Regions from separate parts of the Mus musculus genome. Here all the other regions are linked to region 3. The links are chromatin loops, found by intact Hi-C in ENCODE. Cell type or tissue: heart. All regions are shown on one strand. Region 1 overlaps Gm29185 (a long non-coding RNA gene). Region 2 overlaps Gm29185 (a long non-coding RNA gene). Region 3 has its middle 56 kb from the start of 1700027A15Rik.

The links. A loop is a pair of places that touch in the nucleus more often than their neighbours do. Peaks named below come from ENCODE experiments on the same cell type or tissue, not always from the same donor. Only the 100,000 strongest peaks of a DNase experiment are listed, where the experiment ranks them.
Region 1: a loop joins it to region 3, with 2.8 times the contacts of the local background. A loop is called at or near these places in 3 of 42 quality-filtered maps.
Region 2: it touches region 3 in a loop (2.2-fold over the local background); 2 of 42 quality-filtered maps call a loop at or near these places.

The regions. Positions count from the first base shown.
Region 1 is chr1:73,185,000-73,192,999 of GRCm38, reverse strand. The region is part of intron 1 of Gm29185 (a long non-coding RNA gene); the gene reads right to left. Among named protein-coding and RNA genes, the nearest start is that of Gm31197, 48 kb to the right of the region's middle. In heart, no CTCF peak of the experiment used is centred here; a DNase peak (open chromatin) is centred at 4,029; H3K27ac peaks cover 1,105 bases.
Region 2 is chr1:73,150,351-73,158,350 of GRCm38, reverse strand. The region is part of intron 1 of Gm29185 (a long non-coding RNA gene); the gene reads right to left. Among named protein-coding and RNA genes, the nearest start is that of Gm31197, 14 kb to the right of the region's middle. In heart, no CTCF peak of the experiment used is centred here; a DNase peak (open chromatin) is centred at 4,760; H3K27ac peaks cover 549 bases.
Region 3 is chr1:73,068,353-73,076,352 of GRCm38, reverse strand. No RefSeq gene overlaps it. Among named protein-coding and RNA genes, the nearest start is that of 1700027A15Rik, 56 kb to the right of the region's middle. In heart, no CTCF peak of the experiment used is centred here; a DNase peak (open chromatin) is centred at 3,932; H3K27ac peaks cover 874 bases.

The DNA.
Region 1 (8,000 bases), 120 kb before region 3:
ACACGATCATTTTTAAATGATAAACTTTCACATGAGCCCGGATGACAACAGGATTCAAACTTGCAAAGTTCCCATCACTTGCACTCAGAGCTCTATGTTCATTGTGTGTGGGAAAAGTATACACAAAGAAGGAATAACTGTAGAGTGGTTGGGCAAACATGAAGCCCACAAATCATGGAGCCCCAGGAAAGGAAAATGATACAGTGGAACCCAAGCAGGGAAAGCCTAGACCATCTGAGACCGGCCAGCATCCTGGAGAGATCCTTCACTCTCATAAGAGTTGTAATTGCTTTCAAGTGTTACCCTGCTGCCAAGGTCCTGGATTGAGATCTCCCTTTGACTGGCATCCAGGGAGAGGGCCTGTGTGAGGTTACACAGCCAGGGTGCATTAATTGTTCTTGAGAAAATAGCACCCCTTCTAGCCCTCCTCTTGAAGAGACTCAACCTTCTCATCCTTCCCAGGGAAGTACAACAAATGAAGTGGTCTATGGAGGGACTGCCCAGAGCTGTGAGCCATCAGGCACGAGGAGGTGAGTTAACAGACAGGGCTGCCCGGGCAAAGTATATTTTGTTTCCACTGGAAGTAGAACATTCAGAAGCTGTGGAAGAGGCTTAAGGGGGACCTGGCTGGGTAAGGAATCAATGGACTGAGTGATATAGAGGTTGCCACAGACTCTAAAGTATGCTCGCCCTGGTCTCTACCTTACCATGGCTGCCCATGGGTCAGTGCTCATGCCCCTGGGCTGATGGATCACACTTCACAAACTCAGGCTGAAAGGGGATGGATGTGTGATTTGTTATATTTCCAAATAGAGATCATAGGGATGAATTATCAAGAAGAAACAGTGTATCACAGAAAGAGACTCAACCAGAGAACTGGATTCTGATTGGAAAGTTCCCTCTAATTAGCTCCAGGCCTGTGGGGTATTCCCACATCTTCAATAAGATAGGCCTGTCTGGATTAATTGCTCAACTCCCACTTTTGAAATCTTCCCTAAAGGTTTTTTTTTCTGCAGTGCCTATTCATTATTAACATCCTACACACACACACACACACACACACACACACACACACACACACACACACCATACCATGTACCACATACACTCACACCATACCACATACCACACATATACACACATGCTTCACAGGCCATACATAGATCATGAGCCATACATATACAGTGTTCAACATATCACATACCACATATGATGTACACACTTTCCACATATTACCTAGATGCACGTAGAATACTCACTACATACCAGTTCTCAATGAACAAATAAAAATGAGGAAATAATGGAAGTATTAGGTAAATACAAAGGATAGATAACTAATAGTGAGGTAGGGTAGGAACATGGTGAGGCAGGGCATAAGTAACTGTGCTACAAATCACTGGTACTAAAAATCCACACAGGTCAACCAGGACTGCTTAAACAATAAGAACACCCATCCTTCCATGAAGCTGAATTGGCCTCAGCGGTCTTCTACCACACTGCACAGGTCTGACCTCCCACTAGCTGGTTCTTCATTGAGTTCCAGGAAAGAACTACAACACCTACCCATCCCACCATACTTAGTCTTCCTGAGTATCTTCAGTGTAGCAGAGAGCCTAATGCCCAGGTGGCCAGCCTCTGTCTGCCCATGTCTCACAATTATGAATGGTCAGAACTCAATCTTGTCTCACTTGCTGGTTACATGGTTCAAGCTGGTGGTGCAGAAGCTGTTCCTGCCATCTTAGCCCTTGGGCTACAGCCATGTTCAAGGAGTTTACAGTCCAGATCAATTGCACTTACGGGGCTGCCAACAGAAGCACATGATTACAGAAACCGGTGTAAAAGAATTTTAAGGAGGAGGACTGGATTCTAAATTACACAGGAGGCGTTGGGTCTGGACTGTTTTCATCAGGAGCCGTGTCCTGGAGGTAACAGGCCATAAATAGTCATTTAAAGAGAAGTAGGAATGTGTTAGGGTGGGCCCAGGAATGAGTCAGGGCAAAACAGGCTCGTGAGGGAATGGGCCAGCCAGCAAGCAGGAGCTGAAGCTTTGGCTATGGGAAGGAGACAGGTAGGCAACAAGTGCATGAAGCCCAGGCACAGCACAATGGCTTTAGTGGAGCATCACTGTGCAGAGTGTTCAGGGTTGATGATGTGGAAGGACCACTTGGACAAGTTGTTACAAAATGTCTACATAAGTGTTGGTACCTTTTGTTTGTTTTGGTGGTGGTGGTGGTGGTGGTGGTGGTAATAGTATGTGTGTTGGTCAGTGTTGAGGGGTGTGTGTGTGTCTGTGTGTGTGATAGAGAGGAGGAGGGAGAAGGAAGGAGTGGTTTTCTTGTTATTTACTCCCTTAGTGGTTTAATATGCAGCTAGACTTGCCCTATGTTGTTGTAGAGCATACAATGCTGAATGCATAATGAAAGCTGAGTGAACTAAATATGTGTGATTCTTACCCCCACAGAGCCTTAGAGCCATGGAGCAGAGAAAAACACACACAAACACATAATTATACACTGTGAATCGGGCTACAAAGGAAAAGTAGAGAGTGGAACTTGTGTGTGTCACACCCAATGGCTCATCTTTCCAGTTTCTGAGAGGTCAGTGGTGATGGGTGCCACAGTTCCATAACAGGAAATCATTTAGGTGAACTGGGAGGGATACACGCTCCCATGTGTTATATGCCAACCCAAACTTTGTAAAGGGTAATCAAGATTTTATTTTTAATATAAAAATAGAAAAACTTAATGCTATCTGTGCCTAACATACAGAACTGGAGAAAGTCTTTCCCCCTAAACCAAAGACAACATTTTGACCCTGGACATCAGAGAAGATCAAGGGACTACGGCAGAAGCCTTTCAGTGAACAAGAGTATTAGGATTGGTCAGTGAGAGTCCCTATGATAGGTGAGGCAATGGCTCCTGCAGCCTGGAGAGAGAGCGAAAGGGAGGCAGAAAGAGAGGTGGGGAGTTCAAGCCATTCCTGCATTTCTTCTCATTATGTCAACAACTTCAACAACTGTGCAGCAGCCAGATAGCTTCTAATAACTGGGAATCATGACTTAGACTGCATAATTTTCTGCATTTGGAAAAGGTGGGTGAGGGGAGAAATCTGGGGAACAGAAGAGGGGCTAATGTACAGGAAACTCCACAATCTACCTTAGAAAGTGTTTCTCCCACTTAGTCTCCTGAGGGAGGGCAATAGCATCTGTGCATTGTGTGTAGAATTATACAGATGTTATCTGTTTGAATATTCCCAACCAGCTTAATATCTTGAGGTAGGAAGGAATTTCTTTAGAACTCTGAAACTCAGGGACTCCCAACACCAAAAATTGAGGACATGGTGGAGCTCAAATTTAAATCAAAATTAAGACTCCTGGGTTCCATGAAATAATACTGGGATACTTAGAGACATATATAACACACAATGTTGCCCTCTACAAAGTTCATGCTCATGAATCATGCAGTTGAGTTAATATATATATCATATATATGTATACATGTACATATATATGATGTATATATACACATTTAATCTCATATATTTTAAAAATGTTTGTAAGGGTGTGCATTCATACTATCTTTGGCTACATGCAGGTGCATGCAACCCATGGGCCACAGGCTTCACATTCCCGACTGGAAGTGGGAGATGAAGATGAGAGGAAGAAAAAGATGGAGAGAAAGAAGCAGAACAGAAGACTAGAATGAGAGGGGTTCAGGAAAGAGAGACGTGATGATCAAGCAAAGGACAGGGGAAAAGGAAGTTAGAAGAGAAAAAGGATGAGCAGAGAGGAGGAAGGTGGTGGAGGAAAGGAGAGAAACCTGACTAGGTCATGAGCAAAGTCTGCTATTTCTTCAGCCTGCAGCTGCAGTGAAATGTCCCACTCTGTCTCCAGTTTCTACCGCTTCCACAGTGCAGGGTGTTCTCAGTTTCCTGACCCTCTGTCCTGGATTCCCATGGACACCTCTTCCTTTCCCAGCCTCTCCCTAGTCCCAGAGTTTGAACAAAGCTCCCATCCGGATGCCTCTGCTTTCTCACACAATGGCTTCCTTGCCATTGAAGACAATCTGTGCTACTGACCTTTAACATCTGCTGGCTCAGTTACACCATGAGGAGACAGGAAAGACTTCCTCTTGGCATGGTGATGTTTTTCTCATAGTGGTGAGTCCAAAGGGATCCTAGATGGAATGGGGCTCAGCTACCAACAGAGAGGACAGGGGCAGTTCTGTGAATTGCCTTCCTTCAGAGGCCACCAGAATCTATAGCGTCTAGTCTAGACAATTCTTCCACACATACTAATCTAGAACAAACCCTCCCTTTTACAATATAAAAGGGCAAGATATACCTACAGGAGCTTCCCTTCCAAAACTGTTAAGTAGCTAGGCATGGTTTAGCCTTGGACATCAAGGATGCACCCCCGCCTAAGGATGCACCCCTGCCCCATGATAGGCTTTGGAGGCCATCTCCCATTTCTTGGATAACATTTAAAAAGGTAAATACATTTAAAATGGTAAATACTCAGCCCTCCTGTCAAAATAATGGAATAATCCTGGACTTAAGAGGAAACATGACATTCTGATCTGCTCGAAAGGTTAGGCCATATCAAACTATTGCCTTAAGAGTTGATAGAGTAGGGCCAGCCAATCACCTGGCCAAGCGTCTGCCCCACAGGACATACATTCATCTGAAGAAATGCTATGGAGGTGGGAGGAATGATTATCCCCTTAATGAGATAATGTTCATATCCTTTCCAGGAAACTCCCTCCACACAGCTGCCTTCAGAGTCATGCAGCATGCCCGTTTTTGTCTGGTCATTTTCTTATTTCTTTATTCATTTTAATTAATAGGCGTGCTTTCCTGGACATTCTGGGATTTCTTACCAGCTCTCTGAAGCTTTGCTGTTTGCCAATCTTCATTGTCGAACATGTCTGCTTTCTTGGACTTTGAAAGCTCCAGCATTCTCCCTTCTTCCTCTCTGCACCTCTTCTCTAGTCAGCTGCTGAGATGCACAGCTCACCTGCCCTGTTCTTTTCCTTCCAATTTCTAACAAAATCTTTGTCCTCGGGCTTCCTTCTGAGACCATTTTTAAATTCTTTAACCAATGAGTCAGAAAAGGGAGCCCTGACTTCCCTGGTAACTACAGGTTTTATACAGGCCCTCATGCTAGCTGCTACTCCCTAGACCTGCCATTGACAGCAGGTCACCCTTTTCTGCTCTCCTGTAGGGTGTGTAATGGGACCTGTCAGCCCCACTGGGAAGCATGCATGAGCATCAGCCTCATATAATTCATGGTTGGTTTTTCACCCTTCACAAACAATCTTCCCATTGTCTCCATCCACCCCATCTCCAACCTTGCTGAGTTGCTGTCCAAATCAATCATCTTAGCAATAGAAGCAGACAACATTGCCATTCCATTACCAAGATTTGCAGCAGCACATGCTGGTAGTTTTGACGAATCAAGTCTTGACTGAAATGTCCAACTCCCCCTAAAAAATGTTATTTCCAATGGCCTCCCTAAGATGACTTCTATCCATTCCCCCCACAAGGTTCTGTGTGGGATGTCAATATTCTTATTTTCATTACAGCACTTGCCCTGGCATTTGTGTGACCCAAGCTGTAGAGCTGAAGTCCTCACATCAGGCTCTCAGGACTTACTATGTGACCTGCACCAACCCGGCTCATGTATGTTCAATAAATGTGAATATAAGAAATAGGTGTAGTTTAGAGGCAAAAGCACTTGCCCACCATGCATGAGACCACAAGTTTGATCATCATCATTGTAAAGTCTTTTTCAAAACAACAAAATGAACAAAATAACAATGGGTGGAGGAGCCTGGATCACCCAAGCCCCGTTCTCCCCCCATAGCATGCTCTCTGCCTTTCACCTGGCATCAAGTGGCTTTTCCTTTTGCCTTCTCATTTTTTGAGTAGAAAAGACCAGATCTTGTCAGTCATTACCCATGTATAATTATAATTTCTTTGCTGTTACTTCTGGCTATATGCTTTTCCTAAGTTATACAGCTGTAAATTAAAGGATGACAACAGAACTATCTTGAAAATTAAACAAAACAGCTATGGTGATGTGATCTGCTATACATTAAACATTCAACTAGAATCAACTGCTTTGTATTCCCCCCCCCCTTTTTGTCCCTGTAACTTACTTCCCTGCCTTGTCCCAGTTCTTTCTTCCTATCCATAAACTAGAGGAAAAGAAGATGGGCAGAGTTACCTGAGAAGTATCAACAACAATGATACCCAAGAAGAGTCTAAGAGAGCAGCAGCAGGCATTGGGGACAGCAATAGGGATGTTTAGGATGTAGAATGGTCATCTCGAAGATTCTACCCTCCTATTCTGAACTTCACCCTTTTGTTAGTCCAGCTGTGCAGGTAAATTAGGGAGCATTTATTGAACCAGGTGTGGGTTGGAAGAAAGAACCCTTACACTGGAAATAGAAGATTTGTTCCCTTGAACTCAACCAGATTCGGGTTTTGAGGAAAATCAGCTCACCCTCATAGTATCAGCTCATCTCCAGTGCTCTTAGCTCACCCCTGGACAGACAGACACAGGAGGTCTCATGGCTAAACCAGAGCAAGCTGTTTGTGGCAGCGATCTTCAAACAAGGGCTATGTGAACAGATGCTCCAAGAAGTATTATTTGCAGCTTTTGGTTTTCTTTGTAGGACTCCAACCCTTCCCCACACAGACACCTTAGTCTTCATCTTATGTTTTGATAGACCTGAGTTGAAAGACTTATTCTCACCAGGCTAGCCATCTGGATTTCTTCCCTCATCTCTCCTGGAGCCTCACCTTCTCTAGGGAGGATTTCCTTCTCAAGCTGACAAGAGTAGAAGCTTTTCAAAAGTTTGTGGAGATGAACTGGCCTCTTTTCTGCTATGCCTGCCTGAAGCCAAGGTCACATTCTGGACCCAAACCACTTGCTAACTAATCTCCAAGGGTAAATGGAGAGTTGATGCCACTGCCAACTCCAGGCAGTTCCCAAAGCCATAGTTCTCATGCAATATCCAGAATGTCCTGCCTGAAGACTGAGTACCATGTCCCTCTGTGCAAACGTCTCACACTTCTCATTAGAATATGGAACTGTCTTAGCTGTCAGCACCCATACCATGCAACTATTGTTATGCCCTTCATCCCCACAGGAACACAGTTACAATAATGGTGTATCTGGGTTATTGTTGTTGTTTTCTTTTTCCTCGTTTTAGGAAAAAAATGGTGGGTCCATGCTGGAAAAACTAAAGAAAGGCTGGGCCATCTTGTACTTCAGTCCTGCCTGGGTAATGCTGAGGGATGAAAGAGGACATGCTAGACAGGATCATGGGAGCTCATATGGAGAGACTGAAGGCCATTTGGCGCTGTGGCTATCTTTATAAAGTGTATGTTTGTTTGGACTTTTACCCTAAGACTTGGAAGAAAAGATGAAAGATTGGAAACTTTCAGAACCTAGGCCCCTTCCTCCATCTATCCTTCCTGAGAATTATTTTACAGCCTCTTAAGTGGCAGTCTGGTTAACATATGTCCCTGCCTGTGGTGGACCAGCACATCCTACCTTGAACTCTGAGACCCTTCCTCATTTTGTTCCAGTCTAGGCTGCCATCAAGTGCCTCCAGAGCTTCCTAGTAAGGTACCCAGTGGGAAACTGAGATAGAGATTGGAGAATGGGTCCATGTATTGGTTTGCCTAGGGCAAGACTTGATGTTTTGACCTCCGGAAGGTTGGGTGATTGGTCTGACATGGTTATTGTTCAACTTGTCCTCCTGAATAAAGACCAGACCAGGGCACACTCCCAGTCCAGTCTTCTGTAGCAGAACAATCACCCTTCTTAATGCCCTTTTAATCCCATACAATTATAGTTACCAGTGGTCTACTTATGTTCAAAGACTAGCCGAAATAGCACTCTTTTCAGGAACCAGCTTGCTACCTATGATCTCTTTTATTGTCTATTTTCCACGACATTTTTTTCAAATTAATGAACATCTGGCTGTAGT
Region 2 (8,000 bases), 82 kb before region 3:
CCAGTGTGGTACAGAGGCCGTAGGGATGCTGTATATGCAGCCAAATCTGTTCTGGACAAGAATTCTTCACAGCCTCAGCCAAACCTAACCCTGAGACCCTTATGGCTCATCTCTCTCCAAATCTCAACTCTGCTCGTCCTCAGAGTCTACGTAGATACATAACAGACCCTCGACTTCTAAAGCCGTCACCAGACTGCCCAGAGCCACTTTATTCTCTAAGCCTCTCCATCCTACTCATTCCTAACACAACAACACTGGTCACAGAGGTATCTACACCAGCAATTCAGAAGAAAAAGGTGGCATTGGAAATGGGAGGCAATGAGGAGTAGGGTGGAGACTTTAGAGTCAGAACCCAGATCATGAGGTAGGGCAAGGGAGCTGCTGATGCTGGCATGCCGAAATTCCCATTTGCTTGTGTAACTTTCAGCGGTAGCTGGGGGGAGGCTAGTTCAGGCAGCTATGCGAATGTGCCCTCCTGACTTACAACGAGCAGCATCTGAGCACATTGGGAGGGGATTCTAAGTAGGGATGTGGGGCTCGCCAGACTTAGTCTCTCTATCCACCCTGATTCTAAGAGTCTCAGCCACACAGGTCTAGACAATATGGCTTCTTTGCCACTCCTCAGACTCCGCTGTCATGGACAGACCCATTTCTAACTGTTCCCTCTCAAGAACGTGGGTTTGGGGGGGTCAGACAACGGTGGCTTCAAATACATTTACTCACTGTTAATTTATTGTCATTTATTCTAGAACATGTTGTCTTCTCTCATTGAAATAGATTGTTTTTCAATAAATATATTCCGATTAATGGCTTTCCCCTCACCCACCTTCTCTGAGACCCTCTCCACCTCTTTTCTTATCTATATCCTTCCACCCAAACTCACATTCTTTATTTTTCCTCTCTCATTAGTAATCAGACATTTAGAAAGTAATAATAATATAAAATAAAAGTAATCTTGGTTTCAAATGTGACCATGGAGAGTACACGAAAGGTCTGGTACTGTCCTCATGAAATTGGTGTCTTTTGTCCTCCTCCCTGGCTTGTGTCCTTCACTCTAACCTCATCAGGAACCCGGAGGAAAACCTGGTGTTACTAGTTAGACTTCAGAAATAATTTCTGAGATTTCCTGGGTGTGAGCCTAATAATGTTCCTGATCCTGGGTTCTAGAGAGAGTCTGACGGCCCAGGTGACTGTGAGATGCCTCAAAATAATGTGATCAGGCGAAGAACTGGGAAGAAGGAAAGTATAGTCTAGTTGGGATGAGGTATCCTAGTTTCAAAGGCAGCAATGGAAAGGAAGATTGCTCATTTGTATCTACACCTCAACATGCTCTGCAGGTTTTGGTACTGTCCTCACCTACTGGGGAAGCAGTGAATGGAATGAAGTTGGAAAACATTTCGGATGAGACAGTGAATGTAAACACCCTTTGTAGACACTTTTCCTCATGCCAGGGTGTCCTGGCCTACACAGCACACAGAGCTGATTTTATCTGTGTCCAGTTCTAGCACCTCCCTGCTTCTGCCCATCCCATAGAGGACGCTCCTGCTTCCCAACTGGTTCGTCCATTAGTCAGTTTCTCTCCAGCTTTATGTTTTCCTTAGCTCTTCTCCGATCTTGCCCTGCCTCAAGAGTTAAGACCCTGCCACACACTGGTGCTTTTCCATCAGGCCACATCTTCAGGTGTTGTCAGTAGAGGGCTTCCACCTCTCCTCCCAAGGCAGTCCCTCCAGCCTATCCACATAGTATGACTTTCATCCATTTCTCAGCTCATTCCCAGTCTTCAGCTGAGCCTTGCCTCACTCTCCTGGAGACATGCGAGCATTCTCTTAGCCTGCGTGCAACATCTCTTCCTCCTGTAGCAGAAAGTGTGGCAACAGGATTGTGGAAAGCTGCAGCAAGTACCTCCTGCTACCTTCAGGAGTCAGTGGTATGTGGTCCCTTTGAAGATCCTGGATCCTATGGAGGACAGAAATTTAACATCTGGTGCTGTAGCATAGCTGAAGGTTGAAGGCTCTAATTCATTTTTTCATTCTAGCTATTGCCTGGAAGACATATTTGCAGGTGCCTTTGACTCGTCTTAGAGTCGTTACTAATACCCCCATCCTTTTCAGTTGTAAAATCGAATTTTTTTTTCATCAAGAACTAGGCTCAGATCATCAATGCGCTGATGCTCATCACGTAGCTAGGAGAGCTAGAAGCAACCTGATCGTTGCATCTGTTCTAGGGGTGACGGGACAGCAAATACAAAACCTTATTTGCATTCAAGGACTCCACATTTTGGCTACTTTGTGATCACCATGCTTGCTTAAGTGCAATCAAGTTCTTTCTCAGCATCATCAGAGAACTCAAACAGGGAAAAAAAAAATCAAAACCTTGGGATTTAACAATAAGCAATGCTCTAGAAAACTGCTACAGTTTGGTTCTTGAACGTGTTCCAAAGGCAAATGCACTGAAGGCTGGGTCCTCAACCACTTGCGTTACTGGGAGATGAACAAGATTCCTGTACTACACACTCTACATTCCCGCCACAGTGAACTGGGACGTCACAGATCCAAAGCAACAGAGCCCAGTGAGTAGGAACTGAGAACTGTTAACTAAAGCAACCTCTCCTCCTTACAAGTTGATTCTCTTGAGTATTTTGTCGCCATAATGGAAACTTAATTAACACAATGACTTTTAGTGGGAACATCTTTTGCTAAACACCTTCCTGATAGATAGCAAACGTAGAGATGCAGCTACACTGCTCACTGATGCACCACTGGACATATAAGGAGCCTCAGCATCATTTAACTTCTCCTCCCTTGGGCTCCATGTTCAAGGAGACAGAGTGGCTACAGTGCTTCCCTCCTTTCTAGTCATACCACCACCACCTAGCTCAGAGCTCCTCCCATTGTGCCTCCCGCTGCCCCTCCCATTGCCTTTCCTCTCCCCTGGATTACTGGGATTCCTCTATTATTCATCTCCCCACTCCATCCGTCTCAGCCTATTCAACAACCTGAAGCCAGGTTTATCTGCTCGGCTCTAGTTCATAAATAATTTGGTTATGTTTAGTTCATAAATAGTTTTTATTTTTATTTATCCTCTCAATGAATAAACTATAGTTAGGCTATAGAGCTACCACTTTTCCTTGAAGTGCAATGTATCTCTGCTCTTTTCTATAAACATGGAGACAGTCAGATCTGTGATCGACACAGTATTGGTCAAATTCCATCTCCCTGTAATCTATCTCTCTTTGCAGAGACTTCCTTACTCTTCATCCTGAATTCTCTCTATCTACTCACAAATAACCATCCTAAGAAGTCTAGCTTACAATAAATGTCATTAGAATTGACTGAACCAGCATCTCTTTCTGATGGGACCTCAGTGTTCCCACACTCTATTCACATGGTAGGAACCTGCTGCAGCAAGACCAATAAGAACATTTCTTCTCCAAAGAGAGAGGATTGCCCTATATCAGGTGGTGTACCAATGCCAGAGCAAGCAGTGTCTCCTAGGAGATCTTCTATGGAGAGCAGGAGAAAGAGGCCATGGGCTAGGATCCTGACTTCCAGATTCCCTTTGTCTTCTAGCTCCATTCCAGGCAACATATCTCTCTCTCTCTCTCTCTCTCTCTCTCTCTCTCTCTCTCTCTCTCTCTCTCTCTCTCTCTCTGTGTGTGTGTGTGTGTGTGTGTGTGTGTGAGTGTATCCAAAGCCACTAAATTTACTAGTTGTGTGAAGTAATAATTCCCTAATTACTTTTAATAAATAATTCCTTTTACTTTAATAAATATCTCCTATTTTGCTTATGTTAGAATTGTGCTTTTGCAACTGATAAGGTAAAAGAGACTTTATGTGGACACACACCACACTGTGAAAGGTGGACAAAGACACGCATGTGCTCCACCCTGCCTGTTTTATGAGTATGTAAATATTGCTCTTATGTACCTCCCTGTAAATAGCTTGAGGGCAGTTTATCTGACATACATTTGTATCTTTCATGCTGTCTCACATATAATATGTCTGAAATATCGCTTCCTTGGTAGAGTGAATGAAAGGTAAATATTGGAAAGGATAAGCTGTTCGCTGGGATTATGAATCTTACTGGCCACCTCCATCCATATACTCTGGAAATAGAGGCAAACATTCATTATCCATCCATGGTCATTTTCAGTCAGTAAAAGTAATCTTCTGAATTCCATGGGTATTCATTTGAAATGTTAGAAGCCTTCTGTATGAATCCAGACTCTCCAAACTCACAGGGACCAAGCTGAGTCTGCTGGAGGATGGCTGAGACTCAGACTCCATTGGATTCCATAGTATAAAAAACTGCTAAAGAGGCTTTAGCGACGAGGAGGCAGAGGATGGACCTCTTAAGGCTCCACTGCAGTTAACTCCACTGAGCATGAAGCTTCAGCCAAATGACCCACAGTGAACAGTCCAGTACTGAGAGTCTTCTTGCCATGTTTGTCAGAAACTGGGGCAATATTGGAATAGTGTTCGTTCTTGTGTGGAGAAGACAATGTTTATCTAAGGGGTAATTATGTATGGAATGCTTGGGTCACAGTTGTGCTTTTTAATTTCCTGTTTCTTCTCCCCTTATTTAGTACGAGTGTCAAGGCTTCCAGACAAGGCTTCTTTGGTACTTAGAATTATTGGGCCACGAGGCCTGAATTTGTGTCTGATTTTCTTGCCCAACCAACCAGTTCCTAGCCCCACCTACCCCAAACCACTGTTCTTCATTGTTCTTCGGAAAGAACTCAGCGGCCCGTGAACAGCTGTTTCCAGGGGGCTGGCCAAGTGGAAACTGGGACAGAGCCCAGGCTGCTCTCTTGTATGCACTCAAATGGTGGGCCTCTGGCAAATCCAACTGTTACTCGCCAGTGCACCCTCAGCTGAAGCACCCTCAGCTGGAGCACCTCAAGTGTCACCCTATAGCACCATCTTCCACACCCATCCATGTTATTCTGTTAGGCAATCAAGAAGCCTGTGCTACACCTAACCAGATCTAGCCTCTCATTTCATGGCAGGGAGAGGCATCTCTTGCTCTAGGAACATACTATTGACACACACACCTTTCTTCTCTTCCTACAAGAATGTTCTTCCTATCTCTCAGCAAAGTTTGTAATCCATGAAGTGATTTGAAGATGAACCTCCCCCACAAATGTAGAGTAAGAACTTGAATATATGAGCAGGACGCATGCACACACGGGCTCTTATTTGCACACTGACTGTGCAAAAACGCAGATGGAAAAACAAAGCAGAAATGAACATATATTTTCTTAAATATTTTCTCCCTTTTACTTTGCCTTCAGTCGCTATTTTCGACTTCTTCACTCTGAATATAAATATTCTTAAGTATTATTTTCCCAAGAAGGTAGAAAAAGAAATGAGAGAAGAAAAAAAAGATCAAAGAAAGAAAAAAGGAAGAAGTGGAGAGAGCGAGGGAGGAGGAGGAAGGGAGGAGGGAGGAGGAGGGAGGAGGGAGGAGGGAAGGAGAAGAGAGGGAGGAGCAGCTCCAGGCAGACTCCACTTCTGTGCACATAGTCATTGCCTGAACATCACCACCAAATGACATAAGATCGAATTTATGCCAAACTCCAAGCTCATTGTGCTCACCACTGCCACTTCCAGTGCATCCTCTGTTTTTATGGCTACCCACCAGAGGTTTTCCACCTGTGTGTCACAACCTCTTAGGGGGGGGGGGGATCGCATACCAAATATTTACATTACGATTCATAATAGTAGCAAAATTACAGTTATAAAGAAGCAACAAAATAATTTAATGGCTGGGGGTGGATCACAGTATTAGGAAGGTTGAGAACCACTGCTACACACAGTAGATTCATGTACCCCAAAGGAAAACTTACGCTACCTTAAACTTCCCTCTTAAGGCCCCAATTTAACTAGTAACTAAATCTCTTCTCACCTGCCTCTTAAATGGCTCACCTAATTTTCTTAAGGGCAGGAGGTGAGGTGACAGAAGATTAAGCCTTGCTCATACTTGGTAACCACTCCACCACTGATGTATATCTTCAGCTCTTTTTCCATTATTATCTTGAGACAGGGTCCCATTAGGTCTCCCATTTAACCTTGAACTGTCAAGCCTCCTGCTCCAGCTGCAGGACAGCTGGGATGTCAGATCTACACCTCTGCATTTGAACTACCCTTTTTATGACTCTGCAGAAACTCGTGTCTTTTTATGTGAATAAAGCCTCTAAATTCTGCCCCCCTGCCCCCGCCGGTGAATGCTTTGAAAGCATAAATCTAGTACTACCTATAGGCTGCTTAAGTGCATGACTATTCTTCAGATCCTCTGGACTAAACTTTAACAACAACCTAACAGTTGGACCACTATGGGAATGGGCCCCATATGCACCCCAGGCTCTCACTAGAACCTCATTTTTCTTCCAGACACTTCCAAATACTTCAACCTGCTGTCCTCTTTTGTTCCTGACACCTTAGGGCTTCACACATGAAGTTTGTCTCCCATGAGTGTCGCATCTCCACTGTCTCTAACACATCTTAGCTACAAGCATGACTTCATCTGTAAAGATAGCCAAACCTCCGTGGGCCAGACTTGGGGGATGCTATTTTGTGATACTTAACCCTTCACACCTTCTTCATGAGCACAAAATTTTGTTATATTATAAAATGGTGTGTGTGCATGTGTGTGTGAGTGTGTGTGTGAGTGTGTGTGTGTGTGTGTGTGTGTGTGTGTGTGTGGCCTCCAAATTCAATACCATCTTTTATCTTTCCCTCTGTGTCTATTCATGGCTAGTCCAAAGTTTTCTACCCAGTAGGTTTGAAACTGGAAATAAATATTTGTTAAGAAAAGAGACAACCAGAGGGGCAGAAACTGAAAAGGGCCACAAAACAGAGAGTTTGTGATATGATAAATTAATCAGAAAACATAAAAATCACCAGGTTGTACAGCTTCAGGAATTAGCATAGAATTCCTCTGCAACTCTGTGAAGAAAGGGTAGAGAACTAGAGGAGATATTTAGTGCAGACCCACGATTGTGATGGAATACTGGCAGCCTACAGTACAGCTGAAATGGGGGATTGCTAACCGCTTAGTTAACTGCATTCAATTGAACTCAGTCATTGATTTTTCAAGTAGGAATAGACTTCATCTTTGTGGCTTGGTGAAAGTGGAATTAATTCTAAGCGGAAACTAAAAGGATATAAAGCTAAATATACCGTGAAGATCTTTCTAACAATAAATCTACTTGGATATGGACTGTGTCAAGACATAGGAGTCTGTTCTACAGATTCCTAGTTCTGTGACCTTGAAGAAGTTTTACTTAACCTCTCTGAGCTTCAGTTCCCTTGTTGAAAAATGGCTGTGATAGTGACACATGTCTGAATATAAATAGCATGATGAAATGTGCTCAGTGTACAATGGGTAGGAGATCCATATTGGCTTTTTATTAGTGATTGTTAGTGCTTTCTTATTGAACCATTGGGAGCAGAGGTGGACTACTGTGCACATAGCTCCTTTACCATTTTACTTGCCTCTCTACTATGATAGATATTTGTGAATCTAATTGCCACATGGACTGTCCCTTTTTGAAGGAAGGGTCCAAATCTGTTCTGCCTGATTATTTCTAGTTATTTATTTTTATTCTGTGTGTATGTGTGCCTATATGTATGTATGTGTATCACATGTGTGCCTGGTGACTGTGAAGGCCAGAAAGGGCATTGAGTCATCTGGAACCTGGATTGTAAATAGCTCTGAGCCACCATGTAGTTTCTGGGAACCAAATCTAGGTCCAGTGCAAGACCTACCATAGTGCCACCTCTCTAGCTCCATGTTTTACTTTAATAAACTCCTGAGACCTTGTAACTTGGGAGGTTTTTTTGTTTTGTTTTTGTTTTTGTTTTTGTTTTTTTTTTTTTTTTTTTTTGGTCTACATTGGATTGGGAGATGTGGTCTCTTTAAGCATTAGAGGCTTCATTAGATAGCACATCTGAGAACTTGTGGTCCAGTGATTCCATGGCCCTGGTGCACGTAGATGA
Region 3 (8,000 bases):
GCTGATAGTGTTAAACTGGGGTCTACACTATCAACAGGAAGAGTTCCTTCATTTGGCCTGTGGCTCTCCATCCAGAAGTGTGATGCCAAGACACTCAGTGCCTATGCTCCTCCTGTGTTAACTCACTATAGCTGGGCCTCCCCCTGACTTGGACCCCTCTCTTTTCTGAGGGTAGCCAGAAGGTTCCTTCCATTGCCAAGCACAGTGGCTCGGAGAGAATAAAGGAAAGGGAGTAGGAGGCTGTTAAAGAGAAAGAAAAAGGGAGGCAAGGAATCCAAGCAGAAGGGGAAGAGATGAAAGAGCCAAGGAGCTCTTTGAATGATGAAGAATTAGGGAAGAGAGGGAGGGAGAAGCCTCAGCACAAAATGTCCTAAGTTGCAGTGGGTGACATGTCTGCGCGGCTGGTTGCCGGCTCCCCTCCAAACGCAGACTCTAGCCATCTGCTTGGCCAACTCTTCTTGGTGGCAGCTGGTCAATAGGACCCAGCAGAGACCAGGCAAGAAGCTTGGAGAGCTTCAGGCGAGAGAGATGGGAGAAGAGGGGCAGAACAGGTTATCTTTCTTTCCTCCCAAAGCCCTTGAGTGCTCCTTGACATTCCTTCCTGCCAGAGGTAGAGGGTTTGAGAAGTAGTGTCCCTCAGATTGGGGGAGGGGGGCTTCAAGGGCAGGCACTGCACACAGAGCTATTTCCACCTTCTAGAAAACGTGGCTTACCACCTAGCATGGAAAGAAATGGGGTGTTGGTGGGAACAGGAGCAGATGCATAATCTAGGGTTTATTTAAGATGAAAGGACGGGCCCTGAGTCCCACCTATTGGAGCCCTCACATGCCATCCTATCATGCTGATTCCTTTCTGTGTTAATGGTATTTCTACGTGGCCATTTCAGCCTCCTCTGATAACAAGGTCTTTCCAGACCTCAGCAGACAAGTATGTCCAGAAATGGCTGCTCTGAACCTTTCCAGATGTGAGATTCAGAAGATAACCAGAGGAAGGCCATTTGGTTCAGCACTTTCAGGCCAAGGAATTACAAGTCTCCATTCTCAAGCTAGCAGCAGCTGTCCTTATCCATGATCTCTTCTAAAGGAGCGCCACATAAAGTCAACAGAGTGCTGCCCTGCTCCATAATAGAATCCAACAGGGTCTCAGGCTTCTCCCATCTCTTCTTACAGCCTGTGTCTTTTCTGCTAATTGGACAGCACTTTATTTCTTTAAATAACCCCAGACTACTTACTTAAACTGATGTTCGTAGCCCTTTGGGATCTTTATCTCCCAAGGCCATTTTACGACCTAGGCTGCAAGGTAACGTTTTTTTCACTAATGTTACAGGATTTATAGTCCTATGCATACAAAAATCCCAATGTCTACCAATAGTTTCCCCTTACTCATCACCCCCTGGGGAAGGTGTGCTAATGAAAACCATCACACAGGATGATTCAAACTTCCATGAAGTGGCTGAGTTTGTGGGCATGCTCAATGGGACGCCTCCATTTGCACTTTCCAAACAACTTCACAACTCAATTGTGCTGCCTGGATGGTTCCAAATTTCTCCTACTGAGCCTGATTTCCCTCCTACTTTTTTTTTCTTAATTATTAAAAACACAGGCCATCTGCCATCCCAGGAGGAGGAGGAGGAGATGGCCAGAGGGCCATAAATGGATCCTACATGATGCCAGGCTCATGATGTCTGTTTGCCCTGCCAAGGCAGCCTCAACCATCCCATCTAGATGGATGGTCTCTGCTATTCTTCTCTGGGGGATTTCTGTCCCTTCGCCGAAGAAAATCAGTTTAAAAGGATAAATACAAAGTGCTCACAGAATGGGTTAGGAGCAGAGAGGTCACCAAGAGAATCCCACAGAAGTCACCCCACCCTTACTTTCTCCCTTGGAAAGTCTGGCATTTGTATGACTTCCAGTCCCTGCTGACTCTGAAAATTCAGAGATCAGATTTCCATATTAAAGACTTCCACACTTCCTGGCTCTTCAGCATATTCATTTGCCTGAAGATTATAACCCAAGATTATAATCCCATAGTTTGAATGTAGCCAAATTTTACATTGTGCTTCATTCCCCTGTGAGTTCCAGAGCACCGATGGAAATAAAGAGTCTCCTTGACACAGAGATAGTTGATAGTGAGGCTAGCTTAACATGGAAATCTATGAACTTACAAAGGAAGCATTTGGTCTCCTACAAAAAGTTAGCCAATTTAAGAGTCGTAGACACAGGCTTTTGAGCCTTCCTCCACTGACAAAAGATCACAAGGCTTGCAGTGTTACAGAGTTAGAAACTAGACTTTCTAGCCAGCAAGCCCCAGAGTCCTTCCTATTCCAGTTATGGGTTCAGAGGATCCAAACTCAGATCTTCATGAATGTATGGTAAATGTCTTATTATACACACATCTCCCAGATCTTATACCTGGTTCTCACCACACACTTCAACTGGATTTGAACAGAATAGTAGATTCCTCTTTTACAGCACTATGAACCTAGGTGAGTTACTTAACTTTTTTTTAGTTTCTGAGCTAAACTTTAACTTCTCCATGCCTCAGTTTTCTTCTTTATAAAATGGGTATAACTATAATACTTTTATCACAGAATTGCTAGAATTATCTAATGAGTTGGTACATACAAAGCTTTTCAAGTAAGACCCAGTATACATGTAATGTTCTCATAGTTGCTGCTAGCTTAAACAAGATACACTTCCAGGGATGGGTCCCTTCTGGCTTGTACCTCAGTAGGATTCCATTTTTCTGCCCTGTGTCTGGGTGCCGGACAGTCTTCAGAGTCTGGAATCCTGTCTCTAGAGGTACAGATCAAGGAAGGCATATTGGCATGGGAGGCAAAGTGGCCAGAAGCCCAGGCAGGAGCCAGCACAGTGGAGGCTGGTAGTCTTGAACTCTTCACAGAGCAGGAAAGGTCTCCAGATTCACAGCATAAAGAGGCATCAACTAACACTGTGCTTCGGTGGTATAAATGTTACCCAGAATGCATAAGGCCCTGACTTCCATCCCCAGGGTACCTTAATTAATTAGTTAACTAATTAATCAACCAATCAATGCAATTTAAAAGATCCTAACAGATTTTGGAAATAAAGCTTTGGCTGGAAAGGACCTTACCGTCCACAATAGCTGATCGCAGTTGAGGGGTAGATCCAGCTCCCACTCTTTAGAATCTACGCTGACCTTAGAGACTTGGCCCAGGGAATATGGCAAAAGTAAAATCAAGGGCCTTTGGAAGTCAAGTCTTCAAAGCCTCTTTGGGGACTCTGCAATACTTTTTACATGGCAGCCCAAGGGCATAACAGAGTGCATCCAAAACCCAATAGGGGCCTAGATCCAATGTCATTATAAGAGAAAGGGGAGAGAGGTTTGATACAGAGAAGAAAAAAGAAATAAGAAAGGAAACTATGTAATGTCGAAAACAGAGGTGGGATTGCTACATGCCAGAGCTTGTTTCAGATTGTCAGAGACTCTGAGCATTTGGAAAAGGCAAGAAAGGAGTCTCCCCTTTTCTGCTTCCTTGACTTGCTCTCCTGTAAAGTCACAACTGTCTGGTCTTCCCCATCTCTGCCTTATCTACACCTTGCCATACATCCCTTATCTCTTGCCCCCAGATGTTCTACTCTGTCCATCCATTTCACATCTCATGCTCACGCATGGTCTCATGAAGGATGTGGTCTGTGTTTCCCCCTCTCCCTTCCCCATCTTCCCCGACCACCTGTTCCATCAGCACCAAATATTATTTATTACCAATCTAACCAACTTCATTTAGGGGACAAACTCCAGCCCTCACCCTCTTCCTGCCTCTTCAATCTGAGGTGGAGACATCTGGAAACAAGTTTAATAAAGTGGCTGACAGGCAGCTAGGTCCTGGAGCTTCTCAGGCAGGCCCCTGGGAGCCATTCCACAGAGGAAGCCGGAAGAAATGGGGCTAATGGACTGCTGGTCTCAAGGAGAATCCATTTGGCTGTTCCAGGATGGACAAGGGCTGCCTCCCCTCTACAACTCACAGGAGGAAGCTGCACCTGCAGAGAGGAAGGGAGAGTGAGTGGCTCCCGACCAAAGGTCCTCTACTCCCTTCCTGCTGAGCCCTCGACTCTTGAGGGAAATACTAAAACTCTCTAAGTCTCTGTCACTCAAAGATGGATTGGACCACATGGATTCGCAGACTGCTCTCTAATAGTCTAGAATCCTGGGATTGACCAAAGTCACCTGGTCAGAGACAGACAAAAAGAAAAGGCCAGCTAGCACCTGTCGAATCACCCATTGACAGGAACCCTGAGTTTTGAGTATTGTCTTGGGACATCAAGATAAATAAAGGAACTCACAGGTTAGAAGGAAAGCTATAGCATGTGTGCAAATCATTGCAAAGTCTTTCGTTGGAGCACTGAGCTATACGATTTTTTCCAGTAAAAAGCCAGTGAGTTTGTAGCCCAGCGGGACTAAGCTTCCATTTGAGGAAAAACAAGAGCTGAGCAAGGCCAGGTGCAATGATTGCCCCAAGCTCTGGGTGGTAGTCTGCCTACTCTGACTCCCACAGGAACTGAGGTACAGTCCCAACAAAGTAGGGGAAGAGTCAAAGGAAGCTTTCCTGAGGAAGAACTTGAATGGCATCCTGAATGGAAAGAAGAGGGTGTGGATTGTGTGGGCTTGATGAAAAGTAAAAACAAACAAACAAAAACCAGGACTCCTTGTTCAGATGTTTCAAGACACAGAAGATGAAACCAAACCTAAGACCCTTCCCAGCACTGCAGGGGTCCCATGCGTGAAACAACCTCACACTAGGGCACCCCTTGGGTACTTCATGGCATGAGTTCTTTGTCAGTATACTGCCTACACGGGCATCTGCCTATATAAGCTATGTGATTTATATCAGTACATTTCATGCTATCTACTGAAATGATACTTTAGCTCATGAGAAGGTTCGTACATAAAACATTAAATTAGGAAAGGAAGCCAAAGGCCATTTCTAAACCCAGCAAAGTTAGTCCACATCTCCTCCAGCACCATACACTTCCTGGCTCCCTCAGTATCTTTTAGACCCCTCTCAAAAGAAGATATGCAAAAAAAAAAAAAAGATTCTCACTTCCCAGCCATACTGAGAAACTCACATTGCCCTCTCTCTACCCTAATCACCATCCCCTGCCCAGCAAGAGTCCAGTCAAGTGGTTTCGCTGGGAATTCACTCTCTCCCAGTGACTGGGAAACAGCCTCTATCCCCTTTCTCCAGCTAACTAGAGAAGCAAGAAGTTATGGGTCCTGCATTGAATCCTGTCTCCCCCAAATTAGCAACTACTTGGAGCTAAAGGTAGCAATATAAAGAGGGAAAATCTGGTATAAACCTGGGGAGACCTGGCGCTGCAGATAACAAAGAGTCATTAATAGCACCCACTCCCAGCTTTCTGATCAGAAAGTGGGTATTTTAGTTCTTCCATCGAGGTGACTTTCCTATGTGTTTAACATTCCTGCTTTCTCCAATGTTTACCTGTGAGCACAAGGGCCTCCTGCCCTCTACCATAGATGGGTCAGCACATTCACCTGGCTTTTAAGTTGATGTTGGGGATCTTAACTCTTAGTCCTCATACTTGCATAAGAAGGCCTTATCCACTGAACCACCCCACCCCTACCCCCAGTCCAGAGGACAGTGTTGTTCTGAGATGTCCATCAGGACTAAATTAGCCAACATCCGTGACAGTAGTGAATCTGTGTGGCACAGGCATGGAGCACAGTTCAACAGATCAAACCCGTTCTCTTTCCTAAAGGTTTAGAGATTTCAGAATGGCTTTGTCACTGTGGTCACCTCTACCTCACCCACACTGTGCCATGTGATAGTTAAGGTCAGTCCTGGGACAGGGGTGTTTAAAATGATGCTGGGATAATTCATCTCCAGCTCTAGAGATGGAGTGAAAGATCACAGCACAGTCCAGCAAAGGGGGTAACAAAAGTAGAGCCTTCATGGCTCTGGGGAGCACGGATGTGTGAGCTGCTGACCCTGTACAGCAACCTTAACTCAAAGATAACTCCCCTATCCCCAGCATCCCCACAGCTGCAGCCACAGATGTTGCAAGCAAAACGAGAAGTGAATTCTTTCTGACTTGAGGGATTTGCATATGGTTTGTGTAAAACTAATTAGTTAATGGTTTTATTTTTTTAAAAAAAGACTTCCTTTTCTCCTGCAGTAAATTTACTTTATAGGAAAATTTATGTTCCACCAACATCTACCTGCCAGCCCAATCCATCCAGCCACTTGTTTTGGCACTTTTGTTTTGTTTTGTTTTTTTTAGGAAGAGAGAAAGAAAGAAAGAAAAAGAAAGAAAGAAAGAAAGAAAGAAAGAAAGAAAGAAAGAAAGAAAGAAAGGGAAAGAGAGAGAGAAAGAGAGAGAGAAAGGGAGAGAAAGAAAGAGAGAGAGAAAAGAAAGAAAGGAAGGAAGGAAGAAAGAAAGAGGGAGAGAGAGAAAGAAAGAAAGAGAGAAAGAAAGAAAGAAAGAAAGAAAGAAAGAAAGAAAGAAAGAAAGAAAGAAAGAAAGAAAGAAAGAAAGAGAAAGGAAGGGAGAAAGAAAGAAAGAAAGAAAGAAAGAAAGAAAGAAAGAAAGAAAGAGAGAGAAAGAAGGAAAGAAAGAAAAACAGTTTATCATATTGTCCATTGTTGTCTTCAAGTCATGAAGGCTGAGCTAAATAATCACAATCTAAGTCTAAAGACCCACCTGTCCAGCCCAAACTATTTGTTAGTGATCCTTTGCAGAACCCCATAAACGTAGCAAAAGCCAGCTCCACTTACCATAATCAGATGGGGAAAAGGCACAATTAGCATCTGGAAAATAAAGCATTATTCAATTCTAACTGGGTTCTATTACTTCCACTTGAAAGTATGGCGCTTTCTACTCATTCATTTTCTGCCAAGTGCTTGCTTAAGACTCCTGCAGCTCCTTGGATATGGAAGCAAAGACGCAGACGTTTCTCTGATTTCTTTTTTTTTCTTCTTTTTTTTTTTCAGTTCAATTTATTTTTTTAATTAGGTATTTATTTCATTTACAGTTCCAATGCTATCCCAAAAGTCCCCCACACGCTCCCACACCCACTCCCCCACCCACCCACTCCCACTTCTTGGCCCTGGCATTCCCCCGTACTGAGGCATATAAAGTTTGCACGACCACTGGGCCTCTCTTTCCACTGATGGCTGACTAGGCCATCTTCTGATACATATGCAGCCAGAGACACGAGCTCCGGGGGGGTACTGGTTAGTTCATATTGTTGTTTCACCTATAGGGTTGCAGATCCCTTTAGCTCCTTGGGTACTTTTTCTAGCTCCTCCATTGGGGGCCCTGTAATCCATCCAATAGCTGACTGTGAGCATCCACTTCTGTGTTTGCTAGACCCCGGCATAGTCTCACAAGAGACAGCTATATCAGGGTCCTTTCAGCAAATTCTTGCTAGTGTATGCAATGGTGTCAGCATTTAGAAGCTGATTAAAGGATGGATCCCGGATATGGCAGTCTCTAGATGGTCCATCCTTTTGTCTCACCTCCAAACTTTGTCTCTGTAACTCCTTCCGTGGGTGTTTTGTTCCCAATTCTAAGAAGCGGCAAAGTGTCCACACTTTGGTCTTCGTTTTTCTTGAGTTTCATGTGTTTTGCAAATTGTATCTTATATCTTGGGTATTCTAAGTTTCTGGGCTAATATCCACTTATCAGTGAGTACATATTGTGTGAGTTCTTTTGTGATTGGGTTACCTCACTCTGGATGATGCCCTCCAAGTCCATCCATTTACCTAGGAATTTCATAAGTTCATTCTTTTTAATAGCTGAGTAGTACTCCATTGTGTAAATGTACCACATTTTCTGTATCCATTCCTCTGTTGAGGGGCATCTGGGTTCTTTCCAGCTTCTGGCTATTATAAATAAGGCTGCTATGAACATAGTGGAGCATGTGCTCTTGTTACCAGTTGGAACATCTTCTGGATATATGCCCAGGAGAGGTATTGCTGGATCCTTCGGTAGTACTATGTC